Regions from separate parts of the Homo sapiens genome. Here region 1 is linked to region 2. A link is a loop called in an ENCODE intact Hi-C map of the cell type or tissue named here. Cell type or tissue: mammary epithelial cell. All regions are shown on one strand. Links, peaks and the distances in the headings refer to the core of each region. The heading gives the core; the rest is flanking DNA. Region 1 has its middle 40 kb from the start of PTPRQ. Region 2 overlaps OTOGL (otogelin like).

Evidence for each region. Hi-C counts contacts between places; a loop is a spot of excess contacts. Peaks named below come from ENCODE experiments on the same cell type or tissue, not always from the same donor. Only the 100,000 strongest peaks of a DNase experiment are listed, where the experiment ranks them.
Region 1: it touches region 2 in a loop (2.0-fold over the local background); 3 of 110 quality-filtered maps call a loop at or near these places.

Annotation. Positions count from the first base shown.
Region 1 is chr12:80,395,746-80,413,333 of GRCh38, reverse strand. No RefSeq gene overlaps it. Among named protein-coding and RNA genes, the nearest start is that of PTPRQ, 40 kb to the left of the region's middle. In mammary epithelial cell, for the core only: no CTCF peak of the experiment used is centred there; no DNase peak of the experiment used is centred there; H3K27me3 peaks cover 412 bases.
Region 2 is chr12:80,316,896-80,324,895 of GRCh38, reverse strand. It overlaps OTOGL (otogelin like), which reads right to left. Exons shown (of 59, transcript NM_001378609.3): 33 at 6,183-6,350; 34 at 4,196-4,474; 35 at 1,056-1,173. Among named protein-coding and RNA genes, the nearest start is that of PTPRQ, 120 kb to the left of the region's middle. RefSeq lists an enhancer at 4,161-4,694. In mammary epithelial cell, for the core only: no CTCF peak of the experiment used is centred there; a DNase peak (open chromatin) is centred at 3,045.

The DNA of each region.
Region 1 (17,588 bases), core at 3,842-11,841, 85 kb before region 2:
GCACTGGTATATCAGCTTACAGTAAAAATACACAGCAAATGACTCCCCAAAAAATTAAAAGTGCTGATTCACATTGTACCTTTTATGAAATAAATAGGTATATTTCCTAGAAGATTTTAAGTCGACTTCAAAATTAATAAATCTGTGAGAAATCCTCCTAGTCCATCTGTCAATTAAAAATGAAAGCACCTTCCTAAAGTGTAAAGGACCCAACAAACCAAGCATTTGCCAATGGAAGGATACTTAGTCTGAGTTTGGAGAAGAGAAAACACCTGCTACTATCCAATTGGAAAAATATTTTTATTAGGATTTGCAATACTGAATACTTGTATGTTAAGCATTGGTTTTTAGTAAGCATTAAATTGTATCTATTATTGTTATTATTTTCAAAGAATCTTAAATATTCCCAATAAGTATAGGAAGGTTAATTAATCTATATCTGTGCACATGCAGGTTTTCCATTCCACCTACTTCAGCTCTAGGGTGTTTAAATTTTAGCTGTTGAAATTCCAAAGAACTTTGCACACTGCATGTCAAATACACAACACACACTACACTTATAAGAATATATTGCCAAAATGTGCTTAATTATGCATTGTTTTGTAAGATAATGTTTTATCTTTTTAAAAATACGTCCTTATATTTTATGGAATAAATAGAATTATTAATTAAAACAATCGATTACTTTAATGATTATGTTCTGGACAAGGATTCAAAAACTGCTATGTGGAGGTTAAGAGGAGGGTAGAAATGCATTTGCCAAAAATGCTAGTATGAGACTGCCCCCTAGAGGTCAATACATTACACAGTGTGAGAAAATAAAGAACCAAGTAAAACTGATTAAAATATGCAGACCTGTTCGTTGGGTCTAGTGTTACTAAAAAAAACTGGGTGAACTAATATTCATGTGATAATTTGTTTATCTTATGATAAATAAAGATAAATTTATTTTCCACCCAAGGCTATGACAAAAAAAGATGTCTTCTAGGGACTTTGGTAGAAAAAAATGCAGATTGGAATAATGTTTAAAGAGCTCATGTAAATCTAAATAAATTTAGTATTTTTGAATACATGCTTAGAATTGTGATTCAACATTCAAAAACATGTTCAACTTATTTGTACTTATGAAGAATCAACATAATTAAATATCAGCAAAATAATATTTTGAAATATGCAGTTAACTATTTCTTTTTATTATTTTAGATTTTGGGATAAGTGTACAGGTTACATTGATATATTGCATAACGGTGAAATTGCACAGAAACAGAAACTATCAGTTTAGAATTTTTTAGTAGAAGGCAATACGCAGCCATGCTTACCTGTAATGACTGAAAGTGGTTTCTCCAAGCAACTTAAAGTTCCTCTTTCTGCTACACTGAATAGATATACCAGATAATGATGAAAAGACTTGAGGTCTCCAACTATGGTTGCTGTGTTGCGTTTTTCAACAAGCACCTCTTCTGATGTATTGTTTTCAACATCCAAAATAGTGATAAGGTAATGATGAAAAAATACAGGATCTGGAGGATCCCAGTGTAAAAATACTTCTGTTATGGTAACATGTGTAACTCTGAAATTTTGGGCTGACAAAGGGCCTGGGAGATAAAGACAACCAAAAAATATGTTGCTTAGTAACATGATTTGGCAGAATACTCTCTCACTTCTCAATATTTCCAAATACTCTAGCTTGGAAAAGAAACAAAAACTGGGGGTGAGTCCTGGCTCTTCCACTTTATAGTTTCACTCCCTGAGAAAATTACCTACCCCCTCTGACTGCAAAATGGGAATTACATTAGTAGGTACCTCATAAAGCTTTTGTGAAGATTAAATGAGATGAAGAACGTAAAACACTTGGCACAGTGTTTGCCACACGCTATTGTTCAATAATTATTTTACTATTCTCACTACCAAAACAGTGTGCATGGCATTTAATGGTCATACATTATATATGTCTCTTACCTCTTCTGCCTTGTCAGACTAGAGGGCAGAGACTTTGTTATTCACTCTTCGTTCTTATTATCACTGCAACACAGGCACTCATCCTTTTACAGAACTGTTTCCCTACTCTAACCATTTCATCCAGTGCCAGTGATTGTCCTAATTAATGCTTCCAGATTAATTTTCTTATTATAGTACCTTGCACATGGCGTCGAAACTATATCCATCCCCCACTCCTCAATATACATGTGCTAACACATTCTTGATTCTTTCTCTAGGAGCAACAGCTCAGGAGTTACAATAAGACCATCTGGGTTCTTGTGTGGCTTGGTTGCTTAACAAAGCATGTTACTCTAGTCAGTTTACTTAACATTCCAGAAGTTCAGTTTTCTCATTTCTATATAGCTACTCCCAGGGTTGAGGCAAGGACCGAATGAGATAATGCATTGAAAGTGCTTTGTAAAATGTAAAACAAGTGCTAGAAACTATAGTCTTAATGGATTTCCATTGCTTCTAAGGTCAAGTCCAAGCATCTGAGACAGATACCCCTGCCACTCCCAAGTCTGGCACCATCTACCTCCCACACTGATTTTACCCTCATGCCCAAGGAAATTATCTTCTCTAGTCAATCTGCACAAGTCTTCTTACACAAATTCTTATGTCTGCACTGCTGCTCCCAACATGCTTTTTCTTCATTCAAATTTCAGTCTAAGCCTCTCCTTTCCATGAGTCTTCTCCTGTCATCTACTGTATGAATTCAAGTTAGCATTTATTAAATGCACCACTGGTTGGATATTTAGGTTATTCTTTTGCTGTATAGTTTTGTTTGCTTTTATTTTTATTCTTTACTAATTGTCTCCAGTGTGAGCCTATTAAAGGCAGGGATGCATAGCTGTCCCTTTCCTGCTCTCAGCACATATCGGAAATACAGCTCCACAAAAATTTATTGATCATCCCCTATGAGGTAGGCACTACTCTAGCTGGTACTGTAAGACAAATAAGACATAGTTCATGTCTTCATGAGGTTTGTAGTTTAACAGAAAAACCAACGCATAAACAGATTGATTACAAAATTATTACTCTTATTATTATTATTATTATTTGAGACAGAGTCTTGCTCTGTCATCCAGGCTGGAGTGCAGTGGCATGATCTCAGCCCACTGCAACTTCTACCTCCTGGGTTCAAGTGATTCTCCTGCCTCAGCCTACCAAGTAGCTGGGACTACAGTTGTGCACCACCATGCCTGGCTAATTTTTGTATTTTTAGTACAGACAGGGTTTCACGGTGTTAGCCAGGCTGGTCTCAAACTCCTGACCTCAGGCAATCCACCCGCCTAGGACTCCCGAAGTGCTGGGCTGACAGGCGTGAGCCACTGCACCCAGCCTAAAATGATTAAATACAGAGGTATCTCCAGAGTTATATGAGAAAATACCAGACCCTCATAAAATATCTGCCAATGACAGTATTAAAAATTTTTTAAATTATATTTTCAGGTGTCTTGTAACTTACGTGTTTCTACAGTGAATATTGGACTTAAAGTAGTTTTTGCCTCCCATTCATTTATTGCGAAGAGTAAAAATCTATAAATATGACCAGGAAACAGTTGGGTAATTGCTTTTTCTGTAGTATTTGGGGGCATGCTTTCAAAATATTGTTCTTCTGTATAATCTAAAGAATATTTAATGATAATCTTATATCCCAATTTCACCCACTTATTCAAATTATTCCAAAAATTCAAATTATTCCAAATAATACAACTTCAGTTGTTCCAACATCCTTTATGTAAAGCAAAAAGCTTTCCTGCAGAGAAGGTACTGAAAAAATAGAAAAGATAATTATTTTTAATTACAAATTATAATTCCATAATGAAATAAATAAATTAAAATTAAATAATAAAAAGCTGCATGAATATAAGAAAGAATAATAAAAATAATTACATTCATATTCGCAAACATATGGCAATGGAACGTAACAGAAAAATCTTGTAAAGAAATAGTTTGATCCAGTTGCATTTTGCTGTAAAATGTAGCAATGTGTTTCATTCTTGGATAGCAATGAAAAAGAAAATATTTCATTTTTCTTAAGGCCAAAAGATGATCCATCTGCCCATGTAAGAAGACCTTCTTTCTGTAATAAGATGAACAAATTAAGCCAATTAAAAGGAAAAGTGTGATATCTTCAGTCACTGCATTTCAAATATGTGTATTTGAAAATTTTAATAATCATAACTTCATTATAAAATTTTCTAAGATTTTAAAATTATCAACCAGTTTAATATTTTTATGTAGATTTCCTTCATGATAAAGCAGCTGGAGCCAGGCCAGTGGCTCATGCCTGTAATCCCAGCTACTTGGAAGGCTGAGGCAGAAGAATCGCTTAAGCCCAGGAGTTTAAGGCTGCAGTGATCTCTGCTTCAGCCACTGCACTTCAGCCTAGGTGACAGAGGAAGACTTATGTCAAAAAAGAAAAAAGAGAAGGAGAAGGAGGAGAAGGAGGAGAAGGTGGAGGAGGAGGTGGAAGAGGAGGAAGGGGAGGAGGAAGAAGAGGAGGAGGAGGAGGAGAAGGAGGAGGCGGTGGAAGAGGAGGAAGAGGAGGAGGAGGAGAAGGAGGAGGAGGAGGAAGCGGAAGAGGAGGAAGAGGAGGAGGAGGAAGAGGAGGAGGAGGAGGAGCAGGAGGAGGAGAAGGAGGAGGAGGAGAAGGAGGAGGAGGAGAAGGAGGAGGAGGAGAAGGAGGAGGAGGAGAAGAGGAGGAGGAGAAGGAAGCAGCAGCAGCAGCAGCAAGAGACAGAGTTGACTTTCATTAACTCATTAGCCATATGTCTTCAGGCGAATTGCAAATCTCGCAATAAGCCTCTATTTTCTCATCTGTAAAATGAGTATAATAATAGAAACTACATCTTAAGGTTGTTGTAATGATTAAAGAGGCAGTACATTCAAAGGCTCAACACAATGAGGCTCAGAGAAAATATTCATTAAATGTTAGTTATTTCATTTGAAATCATCAAATAAATTGCATGCGTCAGGAGAGGTTGTTGATACCTTCCTTCTAAAGGATGTCCTTGGTGAATGTCACCAACCCAATTTTCACAAGTAATAAATATCTGTCATATATCTATCCTTCTTGAAAGGGGTAGTTGAAAAAAAGTATAAGCTTTGACAAAATACTCCTGCATACTAATTATATTTCTGACACTTAACTATCTACTCTTGGGCAACTACTAATCTTAGAAACTAAATGTTCTTGCCTGTGCAATGGAAATAATCATGACTACTTTGCATAGTTGTCAATAGTTTTAGAGAGTATGTTTATAATACAGCGAATACATAACACCTCCTTAAAAAATAAATGTAATACTTACAGAGATAATTAACACTATGAAAACAGATACTATGTCTATATTTTGGTCATCAGACCATCCCCAAAATCAAGCACAGCACCAACCAAGCTGCATGGGTAAGAATTAAAGAGACCTGTTTCCTCTGGACATTTTAAAAAGATTTTAAAACAATGCATTCAAATTCCACCTAACAGAATGAAGAAATACTATTTCCTCAAAAAGTCTGCTTTATTACATATGTATTGTTGTAGTTTTAAAAATAGGCATATGATCAGTGATAGTATTTCAAGTGATTAGGGCATGAGAGTTGGTCAGACAGATATAAATTCAAGGCCTGGAATGGGCATTGATAAGTTATGTGCCCCAGGATCTCTCTAAGATCTATTTTCCTGTATAAAATGGGAATAATGATAGCACCTACTACAACTATAAGGTGAAAACTAAATGAAGGTTACCTATGCAAGCATCCCAAAAGGAAAGAAAGAGACTATTAATCTTTCATTCATTACGTTCCTGTTGAGTACCAAACCCCAGTTTGAAGCCAGGAATGGAATGCTGAATAAGACACACTCTCCATCCTTGAAGTCCAGTAACAATTTTGCACTTATTCAGCACAGATTTACTTAAAGGAGTAATTACTTTCTGAACCTACCATGGGGATTATGATGTAGCAGGTAACTTTGATGTCAACCTCAAAATATCATGGTTAAGGGTAGCATCTGATGCATGTCCATATGGGCAAGTGAATCTCCCTGTGCCCCAATTTCCTAATATATCATGCTAACAGTAGGAAACAACTGTATGTGTGTGTGTGTGTGTGTGTGTGTATATATATATGTGTGTGTGTGTGTATGTATATATATGTGTGTATATGTGTATATATATACACAAATATATACACACACAACTATATATGTATACATATATAGTTGTGTATATACATATATATATATATATACACACACACACATTAACTGGTCTACTTGCTAAGAAGAGACTGGCATGCTGGGAGAGGGAGTCTGAGATGTCTAAGATGAATTGTGATTTAAGGAATCTTTATTAGAATTTCATTCATTGCCTATTAAAAGATAAAGAAAACTCAATAAAATAATAATTTTTAAAATGCAATTAAGGATTCCTAGAGGTTTTCCCAAGCTTATGCAAAGCTCCACAGGAAAGTTGGCATCAAATTGGTAGGATCTGCCTTAGTTCACTATAGATAAGGATATCTCAAGGAGAACATATTTATCTTTGAGTGCCAGGAAATAAAAGTCAGTGGATCATCAAGAAGAAAACACAGACAGACAGAGATGACTATGTTAGGTCTTGAGTTTCTCTACAAAATGCTGACCAAATGAAGTTTCATGAGACTTTCCAAAGTGTTAGGAATGTTGAAGAAAAATGTTACACACTCCTGATTTCACTAGTGTTAAATAAAATCTCCAGATCTTTCTGTATTGCTTTTAGTAAAATTGAGCTTCACAAGACTGATGTGTGGAGTGAAAAGAAGAAAATGGAAAAACACTTTTCATGTTTTGGGGTTCATATTATTGCACTGTTTGCAGAGATGAGGAATAAAGGAAGTGAAACAGGTTTGATTAGAGGGAGAAGGCAAGTTCAGTCTTGGCAATGTTACAGTGTCTGCAAGAAGTGCCAGAGGGATAATCAGAAGAAAATTAGATATATGTCTGGACTCATAAGAGGAAAGTAGACTAGATAAAGAATTTAGGAATAATTGGTGGTTCAGGTGATAAATTGAGTGAAGAAATGGATGAAATCACTCAAATGAACTTAGAAATGGTCTGGGGAATACCAAAATTAAAGGAAAATTAGGTTTTAAAAAAGATGCCTAAAAATATATTAAACTGGGTATCTATAGAAAGAGAAACTGTATTGAATTAATGAAGGAAGAAATCAATGAATAAAGAATGCATGAATGAATATAGATAATAAAGTTTCATTTATCACAATATATGTATTTCTTTACATTTACTGACCTTCATATCATTAAGACCAGTCCATATTATTATTTGATTGTTTGACCTGAGATACGAAAATACAAAACTTTTTTCCTCTTCATTTTTTATATCCACAAGGTGTGCAGAACTTAAGGATAACTTACAATGTTGCTGGGCTATATTCCATGGCTTACTGTCATTGTTAATTCTATAACAGTTATTTTTTAATGCTGCCCATCCTTGTGAACACGATCCTACCAAAAGAAAAATCCCCTGTTAAAGATGAATTCAGTAATATAACATTTCATAATTATATTTCTTAATATGTATACAAGTTAATTATGAAAACCTCATAGTATTAAGTGTGCACCTTCCCTATACTACTTTCAAACCAATAAAAATATTAAAGCTTTGTTTATTAATCAAGGAGCAAATAAACTACCACCAATTAACATGGTTTTTTAAATAGCTGTAAGAATTAGTTATGCAGAATTATTGTCCAATTATAACTTTATTAAAATAAAAAACGATGTTTTTCTTTCTAAAGAAAACCTTACTTTAGATTGCCTTTCTTTTCCCTTACTTTTGTATTGGTAGCAAACTTTTTATCACATTTCAGGTTTCTTTTTATTTTGGAGTACTAGACACAATGCTTGCTAAAAATTTTGCTCTCAGTCACTTGACTTCAAAAGTGTTTACCTTCCAGAAAAAAAGCAGGAATGGCTGCTTAGCGTTATTCTCCAAGATTATGTACCACAGAAAGACTGGAGAAAATAGCAGCCTGTTCAGAGAAAATATTGCACATCAGTTCATGTTAATATTCTACCAGTGCCTCAACTCAACACAGTAGGAATATGTGAGAAAGTTCTGAAGATCTTTTGTCTTTTTTTTTCCCCACAGGAGAAAGGACGCTTAATTACCTTATTTTATTTTTTCTTCCTATTTGAGTGTTTCTATACTTCACTTGTACAATACATGTGTTGTATCTTTTTTATTATTCCTGTAGGGGATATTAAAATGACACTCTCAGACCGTCACAAAGAGTGTCCTGCCCTCATCAGCTATCTATGATTCTGTCCCCTTCTACCTGTTCCCACCTTGTGGAGGAAAGACATGAAACTAGGAAGACCCTAAAATTGAACACATTCACCTTTCCCCTAAACTTTTCCTAATTGTGGTCAGGTCTGATCATAGATGAGTAACAGAGAAGCTTTAAATAGGATGAAAGATCAGTGTGTTTGTAATATATTGTAATGGATCTTGTAATACCTGAAAATGAGACTGTTTGTTGACTCATTAAAGTAACCTAAAACGCTATGGAATTTGTATGACTCTTTGTCAGAGTAAAGAAAAAGAGAACCCACTTGGGTTTAAAGGAAGTGCTGGGAAGAAAATAAAGTTATTAGGTTGGTTTCTACCATTACTCCGCTAAGTCCAGCTTGTTCAATAATCAGTCAGATACCAGAATGATATAGTCAAAAAAGGAGACTATGCTAATTTGATTACAAGCAGCCTGCAGTGATTAATACTTGGCCAGATCACTTTCTTTTGAAATACAATATAACTGCTACATTATCTACAAAATATATAATAAATATATAATGAATGATGAACCAAATGTCTATATACCTGTTTCAACTTGAACATCCAGTCTCTGAAATATATTTATGAAATCCAAGTGTAACTGTTTAAATTCAAATGTGAAAGCATAAAAAGCTGCAGGTTTTAAATTACCCCACTCATAAACCATAACATTATTTTGCATAATTTGTGAATAATTATTGAAAGATATTGACACTGATATATCTTTGGAAGAGGGCACACTCCAGTTAAAAGAAATACTTGTACTTGTTGCTATTGTTTTAATATTGCTAGTTGAGATTCCACCTAAAAAATCAGGGAGAATAATTAGCACAGATTCAAATAAAATTGAATGAAACACAAAGGATATTGAGTTACATGATTCACCATGATGAGAAAACATTATCTACCCATAAAATATTTTCTAGACTATATGGGAGTTTCTTCTATTCTACATAGAATGAATGAATTAGATTACAGAACCACATTATATTTTTTACATAATCTGGATAACACGTAAAATCTCCACTCTACCTATCCATTCACACTAGTACACATAAAATGCCAAAATTTAAAACTATATTCTTACCTCAGTTTATAATTTTCTTTAAATTCTGAGATTTACATTATGTAAAAAATAATACTATTATAATTTTACAGTACCATTTTATACCTGTTAATCATTGTAAAATTTAAATTATCTGGTAATGAAAGTTTACATAGTTGATCAACATATACATTACTTACGAATTTGAAATGACTTTTCACTTAAAATTTGTCCATATCTCATGGACTGTAAAATGATGTGATAATCTTCATTTTCCTTTAGTGTTATTATTAATTTCTGACATCTTTGTGGGTCTGCGAGAATACTTTTTACATTCTGCAAATAATTATATTCATCTGCTTAAGAAATGTTTATTGAACATTATCTCTAAGCCAGGCACATTAATTAAAAATTTGACTTTTGTATATCTCCTTCATAAAAGTAGTTTTTCAATGTGGAATATAAATATATATATGAAATGTTTATTTCTACATAAAAGACATTTTTTAAAGAATTATTCTCCTTTGGTATATAAATTCTAAAAAGACAAATAGTCATTCCTATGAAAAAGTTAAATATTATTTGATCATCTACTTATTAAAGATATTTCAAAAAATGCTAACATTTTATATATTAATAAAATAAGAAACCCTGATAACTATTAGGTTCCTATTTACAATGTGGCACTTGGTAACACCAGATTTACACTATGCTTACTTTTTATCAGAACCAAGAAAAGATTCCTTACTCTTTGAGCAAAATCATTAACAAGTTGATATTTTAAAAAATAAAATTCAGGATTTCCTCCCTTAGGAAATTCATCCCATTCAATAAAAACTTCTGTTGTTTGTTTATTCATTGGTATATAATGAAAATGTTTTGAGATCTAAAATGGAAAAGCGAAGAAACTGTAAAAAACAGTAAAAATGCATTCTTGATTGTTATTTTATAAGCAGATTTATTAAAATGACACCTAAAATACATGAAATTATAATTTTTAAACATTTCAGCAGTATCAGTGTCTACACATGAATTACTCTGTCAGTTACTCTATTTATAAATATAATTTTGAAAATGACTTCAGTAAAGCAAGTAAAATAAGAGCATGGAAATTTAAGATCCATGTCTCTCTAACTAGGAAACATTGTATCCCTGGGGTAAGGGACGAGGCAGAGACTCAAAATCTCAGAGAAAACATGGCAAACCCTCCTGGAGTGCCAATTGTGAACCTTGGGGATAATGTCTACAAAACTGAATTATTTTGCAGACATTCTTGACAACACGTTTGCAAAGAAAATACATTTGGGTACAAAATGTTTGACACTGAGTCATTTTAGACCCTTATTTCATCTATGCATAATGAAAATATTAGCAAACAAAGTAAGATAGACCACAGAATCAGAGACCCTTGATGTTCCCTCAATGACAAAAAAATTTCAACTTTCAAAAGAATATATGTATCAAAATTCCTACCAAAAACAACTCTGAAATGCCTTATTATACTCTGTCTTCTTCCCAAATTCTGATTTATCTCCATGATTATCTCCAACACAATTTTTAAGCTATAAAAATACATATGTGAGTGACACCTAGCAAAGAAAATTTTTTTTCTTAGGTACTAAACCTGATATTTAGCATTATTTCCCTTCAGTATACTCCTTATTTTCCAGAATGATAGATTCAATGCAATCACATCTTGCCCATTAGCTAATTATTCCAAAGAGGGTGCACTCAAAAATGTCTTACCTTAACAACATACTGTAACCAGAGCAGCAGAATAATTAATTTCTCCATCTGCAAAGTAAAGTGTATTCAGTTCAATTAAACATGTATTTTTTAGCTTCAAAACTAAACTATTGGACATCCTTTAAATGGAGTGTGTGTATATCATTTTAATGTCATGAATTTTCAATTTAGAATGACTGCTCATCCAATTGAATGTTAAGGCATTAATAGGTGAGTGCTGCATAATTTTTCCACTAAATAAAATTGGAAACATTAGTACTTTCCAACAAATAACAAAATAACGTATTTCTAGAAACTGCTTTAATTAAGTTTAAAAGAGGTGTTAGAAATAAAATGAATTATCAGGCAATTACACAAAATTACATTGTGTTGTGTGAAATTATTTAACCTCAATTAATGGAAATCTAGAACACCTATGCAACTGCTGCTTCTTTGGAACTAATTCCTCACATTTTAAAATTACACCATCATCATGAAAAATATTTCAAAATACATGAAACTGAAACTTAAATAGAAACAACGTTCAATAGTCGTTTCAACTCAATTTATTTTTAAAATATATTCATCTAAAAAGCTTGCCTAGCCTTTCATAGGAACGTGGAGCCCCCAAGGACCTAAAAACTTTTGTATTCAACTTAAGATACAAAGAAAAAAAACCTGTATTTTGTATATGTTTTTAAAACTGAAAATACCATTTTAATAGTAAACAGTTCCCCAGGATCAAATTTAAAGCTCCTGAAAGCTCACTGTAAAGCAAGTTTATTCCTACAGAATCCTCTTTAGGTCTTCTTAAGCAGGAGTTTAGCTCAGATAAAATGCAACCCAGTCAAAAAGAAATGCCTAATAGTTAAATCCAGACCCTTCCACAAAACTGCAAAGCTTTAACTTTGCCCATTTTCCCAAGCAACCTGATGTAAGTGTTCTAGGGCTATGGTATTAATTTCCCCCCTAAATCTAAGCGTAAACTATAATTTTGAAGGCTGTGTACCATAATACAAATGCGAAAGTGGAAAGCTCCAGGATGCCCGCTCTTTAAGTCCAAACCCCCACTCAAATTCAATTCTGTGAGTCACTGTGTTTGCCCTGGGAGTGTGTAAAGAGCCCCTGTCCTAATGCACACTATTTTAGAGTCAAAAAGCACCAACTTTTGAAACAGGGAGAGAGAGGCAGAGTATAAACGAAAAGATTGAGGTTTAAAGAATGGTTAGACTGGTGGAGAAAGAAGGAAAGAGCTGAGACCTGGAAGACAGTCAAAGTGCAGAGGATGCAAGGCTGAGAAGTCGCAGGAGCCACGGCACCCCTGCAATCCGCCCTGACCCCCATCTGGACCCGGACCCGGACCTGCAGCCGCGCGGCGCCTGTGCTTTGCAAGTTTCGGGTGCCAGGGCAACTGGCCCGGAGGTGCTGGCACTGCTCTGGGTGCGGCGGCCCAAGCTGCCCACGATTCCTGGGTCACAGCCCACCTCGCAGCCTGCCTCCCTTTAGTCTCCTTCTCTCGCTCTGCTCCAGCTCTTGCTGCAGCTGCTCTGGCGGCTTTCATTTGGGCCAGCGATGCCCTCTCCCTGCGTTGGGTTAATTAAGCGAATGTTTCCATGGAGACAGGAAGCCTTGGGAAGGGAGAGGAGTGGGAGGCAAGTCCCAAAACATTGAAATGTGGAGGAGAATTGCATTCTGCATAGAAGAAGGGAGGAAAGGGAAGGGCGATGAAGGAGAACGCGAGGTGGGACACATTGGTATCTCATTTAAAAACAAAACAAAACAAAAAGCAGAAGTCGACTATATGGCTGTGAATAGCCCAGTTTTGGCTTAAGATCAAATATGTGGCTTTGTATGAAGCCACACTCCTTGTTAACGTGTGTGTGTGCCTGTGTGTGTGTGTGTGTTCTCTGCGGCATTTGAGAATGTTGATTGAACCCCGAGATCTCAGCTTCCCTGACATCTCCCTCCCCTCTTGCTTCCATTTGCTTAGTCTGCGTCACTGTGTCCTCCAACACTGCCAACTCAAAAACTGAGTTGACCCGTTGTGCCTTCCTTGACTGTGGAATACTTCATTCACTCTTGTGATTCTACCATATTCAAGATCTTCGATCACTCCATCTTGAATTTCATGTCTTTCCAGGGCTTCAGAGAAGTATTTATAGCTCCAAAATGGGCATCTCCATCTGGATGTCCCTATAAACGATTCAAAACCATATTTTCAAACCTAAATTTATAAACTCCTTTTCCAGCTCTTCCTGAGGAAAAGATCCTTCACCCAAACAACCAAAGGAAAATCACTACCTCTTCATCCTCAGATCCTTTTCTCACCATCCAGTGCCACTTTATCCTGCAAATCCCTTTGATTCCATTCCTAAACTGCCTCTTAAGCTGATTAATTCTTCATTATTACCACTGTTACAGACTTAATTGAAAACTTTAAATCTCTCTCTCTCACACACACACACACACACACACGTGCGCGATCTCACTTTTGCTCTGTCTGGAAAACATGTATCATGTTAAGACTTTGTACCTCAGTGCAGATCCTGTGGCTCCCTTTACTAGCTAAGCAGCTCTTTGAAAATTTGGCTGTGGTGAAGAGTAAGCTTGAAGAGTGCTTAGTAGAGTGTAAAAACTTAATTGAAAGACAACCAACATTAGTTCACTGCAGCTACTGCTAATACACTAACACTTGGATTATGTCTCCATGTTTGATACTCCCAATCTCTCTTACATACTACTAGCCAGTGTGATCTTTCTGAAATACACACATGATACTATATAATCATGCATGGAGGGTACTTAAAAGCCTGTTGTGACTTTTTGTTGTCTATAATGTACCTCTCACCAAATTCACTTTTCAACCTCATCTCTCTCCTCTCCTCCTTGGCACCCTGACTTATATGTACCCTCAATGAAGTAACAGGCCATAAACATTTACATGTCTGTTTTCCTGTAGATCTTTGTTTATACTGTAGCACGAAAATTTACTTTTTATACATTTATGTACTCAGCTAGATTAGGAACTCCATGATGGCAAGGATTCAAGCACAGTTATAGGTGTGAACTATATTTGTTTTGTTTTAATTCCTGGGGATTCTGCATATCTTTTGAGTCTTTAAAAGTAGAAGGTATTGGCCAAGCATGGTGGCTCATGCCTGTAATCCCAGCGCTTTAAGAGGCCAAGAGAGGTGGATTGCTTGAGCCCAGGAGTTGAAGACCAACTTGGGTAACATGGAGAAACTCCGTCTCTACAAACCCATCTCTGTAATTTTAAAACATAAACTTGTGGCATGTGCTTGTGGTCCCAACTACTTGGGAGGCTGAGAGGGGAGGATCACTTGAGCTCAGGAGGTTGAGGCTGCAGTGAGCCATGATCACGCCACTGCACTCCAGCTTGGGTGACAGAGTGAGTTCCTGTCTCAAAAAAATAAATAAAAATAAAATTAGAAGGTGTCAAGGCAATTATACCACAAAATGATCTTATCACCATTGAATTAGCTTCTAGGCTTTGAGAAATATGATCAAATTCAAAATCCATTAAGTAAATTGAATAATGGGTACGTATTTTCAATATGGCCTTCTGACTCCCATTTGCTGTGTAAACAATGTCATTTTAAATAAGTAGCCTTCATAATATTACCATCACCTGTGTTTTACATCAGTCTCTCCATTAGGTCAATAAAGTAGGTAGCAAGCTAATCAATAGGGTTTCCCTAACCAGCAAGCAAAATGTTTTCCTTGCTGAAGGATGTCCTTTGAAATAGTGTGGTTTTGTTCCTGCCTTACCCTTTTATTAGGCCCTAACAAATTAAGTATAGAGAAATTAAGTGAAAGATTTAAGAGAATTATGGGTTTTCACTTTCAAGAGAAAAAAAAGTATAGCTTTAATGATATTTCAACATGATTCCTAAAGAAAATAACTTATTTTTCAGATGGAGAAGCATAGATAAAAGCCATTTAGGCAATGGAGGCAACTACTAACCTATGATGTGATTCTTTCCAATATCCATAGGGATTTTTCTTTCTTGATGCTTTACTCTTTAGAGAAGCCAAAATCCATCACATTCCAGAGTGTGGAAAACTGAACTTTTGTAAGATTAAAATGAAATCATGCTTAAGAATTTAAGACTAGGCCGGGCGCGGTGGCTCACGCCTGTAATCCCAGCACTTTGGGAGGCCGAGACGGGCGGATCACGAGGTCAGGAGATCGAGACCATCTTGGCTAACACGGTGAAACCCCGTTTCTACTAAAAATACAAAAAATTAGCCGGGCGTAGTGGCGGGCGCCTGTAGTCCAAGCTACTTGGGAGGCTGAGGCAGGAGAATGGCGTGAACCCGGGAGGCGGAGCTTGCAGTGAGCCGAGATCGCGCCACCGCACTCCAACCTGGGAGACACAGTGAGACTCCGTCTCAAAAAAAAAAAAAAAAAAAAAAGAATTTAAGACTAATATTAAAACATCCTTCCTTAAACCTGGAAAAAAAAATGACAGTACAGCTTTTTGTTTTTCCTGGTCTCGTTATGTTTCCTGTTCTTTCAAGTCTTTATTACTGTCCTCCTTTAAAGAAGATATTTTACTCAAAATTTGCCACAAAACATTTTCATAAGCTGTAATGTATTTCAAAATTAGCCATATTTCTATCACTATTTAAGGGAAAGCCATTGTTGCTATAAAATTCATAAGCTTTATTTTGGTGGCATGAATTATAAGAGAAAGAAAATAAAAGATGGGTTAGCAGCATTTTTCATCCATTTTGGTTTCTTAAGTGTGATGCCAAAAGGTTTATTTTTTATTATTTTTTTAGTTTTATAACTAGGCTTGGCCTTTTCTACAATGTAAAATTTCCTAAAAATTTGTGGTATTATTTTTCTAGCATGTTCATTTACACAGTATAAAAATAGTTATTGCAACAGTTCTTATATGAAAAGAGATTCAATCAACCAAATTAATCCAAATTAATTTACTTTGAGTGAATATGGCATATTTAATAAAGTGGCTTCACTTCAAAATCCAAGATAAATATTTGGACTTATTGTTGTGGGTTAAAATTCAAATATCATGTTGAAAATTGGGACTAAACAAAAAGAGTTTTTATGTCTGAGTTGGTGGTGGTTGTGAAGTAATTCAGAGCTCTGGTCCGTTTATAGCTTTCCTAATAGATGTTTTTAAGGTGGATGCCAGGACAGGTGGGAATTTATTTCTCAAAGAGATTATCAGCACATTTAACATATTTAATTAATGAATTCAGTTCAGCAAACATTTACTGAGAAATTCTGATGATGAAAGTATCTGGGATTCAGGAACAGGAAAGAAAAGACAGCAAAACCCTGACTGACTGCAAAGGCTTTATATCCAGAGAATAAGATTCATTATCCTTACACTTTGAAATGTCAGAAAAAAAGAAGCAAAGAGTAGAGGATAAGTTAGCTCTGTGAGCTCATAGGAATGGGCTATGACTCTGGCTGGTCCAAGTGCAAATCTCTAGTCCCTACGATAGGCAAAATTCTAGGATGACACCTAAGATTCCCACTCCCTGGTACTTACACTCTATATTATTCTCTTCCTATTGGGGGGGGCGGTGAGACCAGTGAATGTGATGGGATAGTCATTTCCATGATTATATAAGACTTTATTGCAGCAGAACAAGAGAGGGGTTCTCCTGCTGGCTTTGGAGAAGTCAGCTGCCAGGATGTCAGAAGGCCAAGTGGTTAGGACATGAGCATGGCCTTTAGTAGCTGAGAATGCACCCACTCACAAAAAAATGGGGACAAAAAATGGGGATCTCAGTCCTACAATCACAAGGAACTTAATTCTGCCAACAACGTGAATGAGCCTGGAAGAGAAGGACTCCAAACCTCAGATGAAACTACAGAACCAGCCAACAATTCAGTTTCAGGCTGTAAGACATGAGCAGAGAACCCAGCTAACCTACATCCAAACTCCTAAGCCACAGAAACTGAGATCATAAATGTATTTTGTTTAAAGCAACTAAATTTGTGGTATTTGGTTTCACAGCAATGGAAAAGTAATACACGCTCACAGTTACCGTGATTGGCCAGTCATTGCACTGGATTTTATGAAATAAAGCTCAGAGACAGATGTTCTCTCCTTTTTGTTGGCAAATACATAAAGGTTGTTGCCTCAAAGGTAAAGGGCCATGTGCAAAGTTGCAGTTGCCCATGGAGCACCCTGCAATGCAGTAGGAAAGAATGAAACTGGCAGAGCAAGAGAAGCAGAGATTAATGCACTCAAGTCCTGACATTTCATTCTCTCCTGACTATGTTAAGTTTGGTTATTGTTAGAAGGAAATATTTATCTCAAACTCTTTGAAGTACATCTCTTGGAGTGAATTCATACCACAACCACTACCTCCCCTGGGTAAGTAAGTATAATAACATCATTGGGATTTGAACTCAGTCTAGTTCTGGAGGCTGGTCTCCTTACCATTAATCACATAAAGAGCTATAGAATCTCCTTACTGATTAATTAATTTCCTCTT
Region 2 (8,000 bases), core at 1-8,000:
ATCTTCCTTATCTCATTAAATGCAGTTCTATTAGATCAAATCATTTGAAATTACTGCTATTTGACCAATTTGGCTACCAAAAATGGCAAAACTTCATAGTATTTCACCTAATAACTGCTGAGGCCAAAACTTGATTCTTTAACTCTTCCTTCTCTCATAAATGATATTAAATCTGTTTGTTCCTCATAACCTCTCGGGCCACCAACCTGGTCAAATCCCCTTCATTTCTTGTCTGTATCACCGATCAAGTCTGCCCTGTCCTCCTCTCCTCCAACAGCCCATTCTCAATACAACAGGCAAAGTACACCTTTTAAAACATAAATCAGATCATGCCACTCAGCTGCCTAAAATGCAGCCAGGTCTCCTATCTTACAGTAAAAGACAAAGTCCTTACAACAGGCTACAAAGCCTTATATGATTTGCCCACTAATATGATTCTCTGGTCTCATCTCCCACTTCTCTCCATTTTGCTCACTTTGTTCTAACTTATGACCTCCTTGCTGATCCTCGAACACACCAAACACATTCCCACTCCAAGACCTTTGCACTGTTCTCAAATTAAAGATTCTTCCCCAGATATCCACCTGGCCAGTGCCTTCACTACATTTAGATCTCTGACCAGATGTCACCTTGTCAGGGTGCTCTTCACTGACCACCAACATTAATTGGCAAACACACACACATGCCTTATGCTCTCTGTCTCCCTTACCTTCCTTTATTTTTCTCTGTAACACATATCCGCCATAACAATATGTTGCATTATATATTTACATTTTTGTTTGGTTATTTTCTGCTCAATCCAACAATATGTAAGCTTCATGAGGGCAAGTACTTGTCTATTTTGTTCAGTACTGTCTCCCCAGCAGCAAGAAGATTGCCTGCCACATAGTAGGCTCTCAATAACTACTTCTTGATTTAAGCGAAATTAATATCATGAAAGAATATATAGCATATACAACTTGAGAATGGCTGTTTTTAAAATCTTGAAAAAAATCAACTGAAAACAGAATTTGCTAAGGCTGGACTTTGATCACTTATTGGTAAACGTTACTTACGGTGGAAGAAATTTACATGCTAGTGCTTCAGGGTCACTACATGTTTTAAAACAGGGTGTAGCACAAGGTTCATATCTCCATTCACACATCTTCCTGTAAGGCACTGCTGCCTGGATTTCTGGGAAAAAATAAAGTTTAGATTGTGTGCATATTTAATACATAGCTTGAAAACTAACAATTCCCTTTTCTTTCTTGAGACAGTCTCGCTCTGTCACTCAGGCTCGAGCGCAGTGGCACTATTTCGATTCACCACAACCTCTGCCTCCTGGGTTCAAGTGACTGTCGTGCCTCAGCCTCCCAAGTAGGTGATACTACAAGCACATGCCACCACACCCAGTTAATTTTTATATTTTTAATAGAGACGGGGTTTTGCCTTGTTGACCAGAATGGTCTCGAATTCCTAACCTCAGGTGATCCACCCGCTTTAGTCTCCCAAAGTGCTGGGATTACAGGTGTGAGCCACTGCACCTGGCCAAAAACTAACAGTTTCTTATATGAACCCTCCTAGGGTTTGACCCTTCTTTGACTACAATGCTACAGGAAAGACAGAACTGAAGAAAAAACACTGTAATTGCTTGGTGACCAAAGCATTTCATGCTCAGATTAAATATCTACATGTACACCTATCTTCCAAAGATTTAAAAAAGCAAGTGGTTGGAGGAGGCTGAGGAAAATTCAAAATATTTTATATATGTGTGTGTGTGTGTGTGTGTGTGTGTGTGTGTGTGTGTGTGTGTGTGTGTAGTGGGTTTTCATCTGTCTTCACATCATAATACCAAACACTTGTTTAGAATTTTACTTTCTGCAAAGTAATTGTCCATCCATTATTCTATTTTATCCTGCAACAACCCTATTAAGTAGATATTATTTCTAATTTATAAATGAGGAAATTGAGACTCACAGCAGCCAAGAAACTTGCCAAGTTCAAACAATTAGAAAAATGGCAAGACCAAATACATTTCATGAACTCAAATCTAGGAAGAATATTCTGTTGCTGTTCTCAGAAAACTTAGCACGTTGCCTTGTACCAGATAAGTATTGTTTGAATACAACAAAATATATGGGCGGATTTGAAAAATACATGCATACAGTTCTAAAACCTCCCTTGATTGAAGTTTTTCTCCTGCAAGGTCTGCTAATACTCTCACCTTCCCACAGCATAGAGAAGTCCTTTTGTAGCAGTTCAAAGCTATCTCTGAACAAGAGAACCTCTTAAGAAAGAAAATTCAGGAAGCAGGTATGTTTCTTGGACTCTGGACACAGAATTCAATTCCAAATTACAGCAAGGAAAATAAGTCTTTTTGGAAAGCATCTATACATCTAAAGACTTAAGTAATTGCTGAACTTGAGTTACTCGTCTCACGCATCCTGAAAGAGGACTGGTTCCAAGACTACAATAGGCTCCTGGAGTTTCCTAGGTTTCAGAAGCCCACAAAGATCAGCTTCTGATATTCTGATGATGCCATGTGCTGCAGTTCTCTAAGCCTCAAATGGGGCTACTAGGTCTGGTTCTAAGGGCACAGATTTCTAGAGCAGAGGGGAAATAGAGGCCTGTAAAGGTCAACGGTAGGTAAACTGAAGTAAGCAAATCACATCCACTGTATGGAATGCTATATAGATATGTCAGTGGTTCCTTTTCTCAAGAGCACAGTGTAGGAGGACAGCTCTCCCCTTGGTTCTCCTTGCTTTCTCTCTCCCACTTGCAGATCTCAAAACAACTGCAAAATGTTCTGAGGGTTATCCTGAGGTAAGGAGGAATCTTCTGAAACAATCCAGGCTCTGTTGCCATTCCCAACAGGATGTCCTGCAAAGTGTGTGCTCGGTGATTCCAGTTGCACCTGAAGTATCAAATCCAGGGCAGAGTGCTTTCAGGGTCCCTCAGCTGCAGTGCAACCTGGAGCATGTGCAGACAAGATTCAGTTCACCCTGGGCTTTTCTGAGCCTAGAGGACTGGCTCACCATGAATCCTAGGCTTCTGTTGATTCTTGCTGCCTGTCTGTTAAGTAATAAAATTCCTTTGCCTGACTTGTTTTGTGAGTATGTCACCACACTAAAGAATGTATGTCACCACACCTAAGAATGCAAATGGTAGAGATATTAGAGCTTCTTTTTCTTTGTTCTGAGCTCGTTGCCAGAGTAAGAACCCTTGCAGAATTCTGGCATCTGGGTTTGCACAAAACCTCCTGCCAGACTTAGGAATCTTTGCATAGAAGAACTGTATTCAATAGGTAAAATTTTTTTTTATTTTTTATTTTTTTATTTTTTATTATACTTTCAGTTTTAGGGTACATGTGCACAACGTGCATATTTGTTACATATGTATACATGTGCGATGTTGGTGTGCTGCACCCATTAACTTGTCATTTAACATTAGGTATTTTGAAGCTCAATTTGTACTGTTTAAAATCTATTATTAGAAGGGCTTGCAGAAATATATTCTCAACAGAAAAGGCAAATTAGTTGCTGTCTTGAACTCCTTTAGGAGGGTTCACAAGGATGAAACGATTTCTTGAGGAGACTCAAGATAGATATCAAGCTTCTGGATTTTGAAAAGAAAGCATGACTTTTAAACACTGCATAAAGGAGTGAAGCTTGCTGCAGAAAATTCAATAGCTATAGACCTCAAAGGCTCTCTAGAAGTAAGATTAGGTTTCTGCTGAACTAGAGAAATCTTCTAGAGGTCAATGGAAACAGACACCTTGTATTCAAATGACAGAAGTAAATATATTGTCCTTATCACTAAGAATCAGATAAATTAGAGTTGCCTTCTAGGAAAGAAAAAGGAGATATAAACATTAGACAACTAAGCCACATGAGTGAGCCCTGATTCCAATGTCCAGACAGCACTGGTAGTAATAATTGGGGTAATAATAATAAAAAATCAGGTTATTTAGGATTGTTCTAAGTAATTTACATCAACTTATTCAATACTCACCATAACCCGATAAAGTACATATTATTATTTCTCCAATACGTATATTGGAGATATAGAGGGGTATAGAGGTTAAGACACTTACTTAAGGTCATAAAAGTCTATCTGCTTATATGCAGTAAGAATGGTTTTTAAATTAAAGACATAAATATTCTGCCTAATATAAATTACCTATTTGTTCTCTTTTTGGAGATCTCAGGAAACATACCTTCTATGCTGAAGCTACTTGAATGTTTAAATTCTTCAGAATCATCATATTTTGATGCTTTGACACTAGAATCTGTGAATATGATGAAAAAGCCTTTCTTGCTGTATAACTCAAATGCACTGTAACCAGGAATCCAGAGGCCCTGATGGTGGAAAAATGTTGCTCTCCGATGAAAGGCTGAATTCGCCTCCCACAGCTCCAAGCTAAGAGTATCATTGTCATGGACATAGAGAAAGTAGTTTGGCCTTTCAGCAGATTCCAAGGAAACAAGTGCTAATGCTGTAAAATATAGAGCAGTGTGGATTCTCAGGAGAAGGAAGATCATCAACATTGGCATCACAAAATGTACTTATAAAGTAAACAAAATAGTACTGCACAATTGCCAAACATAATTAGTGCCAATAACTAAGATTTCACAAATAAACTAGGAGATGCTTGAAAGAAGAAAAAAAAAAGTAGTACTTTAAATTCAGTGAATAACAGTGATATCACTAAAAAAAAAAATCAGTCTTTGGTAACTTCTATTTTTTTAATAATTTATTTTGTCCTTGGGGGAAAAAAGGAAATGTCAATGAGGACTCCAGAATGTACAATTTCATACAAGAAATTGAATGATTAATTGGACATATATTTGCGTTTGCAAGCTTTAACATTTACAAATGTACAAAACCTACTAATGGCTAAACTTGATGATAGAAAAGAGAATACAGAAATAGATCAATTTAGGGATGTAACTGCATTTCAGTATCACAGGGCTCTTTTAATGAGCAAATGTTCTTGAAAGAGATCTTACTGCACCAAGAAGAGACTATTTATCCAACATTATTGTCCATTTCCCAAAAGATGACCAAATGGCTAATGAGCTTTACAAAGCATTGAAAAATTATCACCCTTTTTCAGCTAGAGCTTTTAACATTTACCTTATATTTGTAAAACTCATGAAATAAAAGTTTTTAAATTGAGATTATTTTAGGTTGATTTTCTTCAATAAACATTATTTGGATTTTTTCTAGTAAAATCATTAGTTATTACTAATCGTAAAATCAAGAGCTCTCCCAAATTCAATATTATTTCAAAGGCATTTATCATGTTGTAAAATTTAAGTTCTTCTGCTGAGCACCAAAAGATGCCAAGAATAATAAATTTTTACATGAGAAAAAAATGTAACCAGCGTAATTTAGAACTTGATGGTGATAGGTGTTTTCAGAACTAAGAGAGTTCTTTTTACAGGAAATATATAATTTATTCTAACTGGAGAATTGTGAGCATTCTCAGAATAAGCGAAAGTTAAGTCTGATTGATTCATCCAACAAATAAATTCCTAAGCTTATACAACATGTCATGCATGGTTCCAGGTAGACTTATGTAGACATGAGGTAGCCTGAACATCACTGGATCAGAAGGGAAACTACCACCAATCAGAACAGGTGCCAGGTGGATACAACCAGTACAGACCTGCAGGTGCAAACCAGTAAATGTAGAGCTAGGTTCAGGGCACTGAGGACATGTCCAGGAACTAGGACAGACAAGGCAGGTAAGGATAACAGAATAACAGACTGTCACAATGACTGTCTACACTCTGATTTATGCTCTTCATGTAGAACTTCTTTGGTATCAATTCACAATTTGCTTTTACTTTTGGGGGCATAAAACCTTTCAAATATTAAGAATCAGTGGATGGTTTTTCAAAAACATCAAATTAAGTTCTGTGATTAATACTATGAAAATTTTAGCTATATTTTATTTAAAACCAAAAACTCAAACATTTGCAATTCTAATATATATATGCCAATAAATAAACAAAGAAATGATTTTGTATACAAAAGAGAAAGCTGGCTGATATGCCAATGTTATATTTTATTTCATATGCTTTAGAGCACTTTTAAAAAATACCATAAACATATTAGATTCTCAATTAATATTTACTGAGTGGCTAAATTTTAAAATGTAATTGGAAAGCTAAACTCTTATTTTCAATTATACTTACATGATACCTTCTCTTTGAAAAGGCCTGGAGTGATCATAAAATAAAAAAATAAACTGGTATGAACACTGCTTCTCGGCAAACAGAAAACGCTTCTGCTGGTCATATTGGCCCCCAGAACAAGGCCACTCTGCCCATAGCTTGCCAGCATATATGGTCCTTCTCCAAGTCCTAGTTAAATATAAATATTAGAATTATAAATTGGCATAGATTTTTAAAATTTCAATCTGTCATTTCAAAGAAATGTTTTAATAACAAAATACTTCAAAAATTGAGCAATTAAAAATTTATCACTAATAAAATAACTGAATTCTTCAAAAATAATGATTTATATATATAATGATGTATATGTAGATGTTCGTGTTGTAGGTTATGCAAAATGTTGATATACACGTGATCAGTTGTTTCATAAAGGTTTAATCTTACTGCACTCAGTGTATTTTACTTTCCCTCTTCTCCCAGTTTTACCTCAAAGCCAATTTAACTCAATACATGCTGAAGAAGGAGAAAAAAGATTCAAAGAATATAAGGGCAAGACTTTTTTCCCCTTAAGGACTTAAGACCGGGCCTAAATAAAGGGGAAAGGATAATTGGATTGGAGGGATAAGAAGTCTTCCAATTAGGAAAGGGGAAGGAGAACCAAAATTTCCATCACAAGGACAAGGAGAAGAACAAAAAGACTGAGAGGATACATTATTTTCAAGTGTAATCTCCTCACTGACCCATCATCTGGGACACAGCACCATTGAGCAGCTGGGGACCCTTATAAACTATGAGAAAAAGAGCTTCACTAGGGACTTTGGTACCCTGTAGAGAGATAGAAACCTGAAACAGCTTTGCCCCCACATCAAGGTGGAGCTGAGCAGAAACAGTGGACAATTTTTCTTAGCCTGGCTGCAGGAGACTCACCACCATGGTTACAAATGTTACAAATGCAGTGTTTCTCCATGAGCCAAAATACAGGAGGACCAAAGAAAATTATAGCAATAGTCTCTACCTGGTAATGGCTAATTTTCTAGCATGGACAAGAGGAAAGTGACAAAAACCTCCAAGATGCAAATATACTTCAAAGTATAAATATGTAGATTTGTACAAATATGTGAATAATATACAAATAATAAGTGAATTATAATGAGATACAATTCAGAATGGAGAAGATGTGTATGCAACTACAACTTGAGGACTTGAAGCACCCTCATGAATATTCAACATAAGAATGAGAAAGGAGACAGAGAAACAAAATCTCTCCCCTGCTGCACACACCCCTTAATACAGCAACCTGAAGAGACAATTGCCAACAAGAAATCTGTTTGTATAAAAACCTAAAGCTTTTGAATTGACTCTCAGTTAATTGGTAGCTTGATTCTGGACTATTTTCACCAGCAACTGGGAGACAAAAGTCATTGATCTTATCATTAATTTTCTGCATGGAGAAGTATAATTTCACCATCTACTGAAAGCAATCATTTCCTGCAGTGATTCTTTAAAAACAGAAATAAGCATATCCTATCTAATAAAATTACCCTGAACTTAAAACTCACATAACAATTTTTAGTAGGAAACTGAAGTTCTCCCTCACCTACAGAAATAGCATTTCAAATGCAAGCTTTACATTTTTAGTAAAAGTCATATAAATGAACACAAACATATTATATAGAATCATTGTGCTAAAGATTATTGAAATAATCTCAGCAATAACCTTTGAATTCTTCTACTACTTTTTAAAATTCTTCCTACAGAATCACAATTACTTATTTATGTATGTGCTTTAAATATTATAAGTATCTTAATAACATAGTGTCTGGCATGTAACAAATAAAG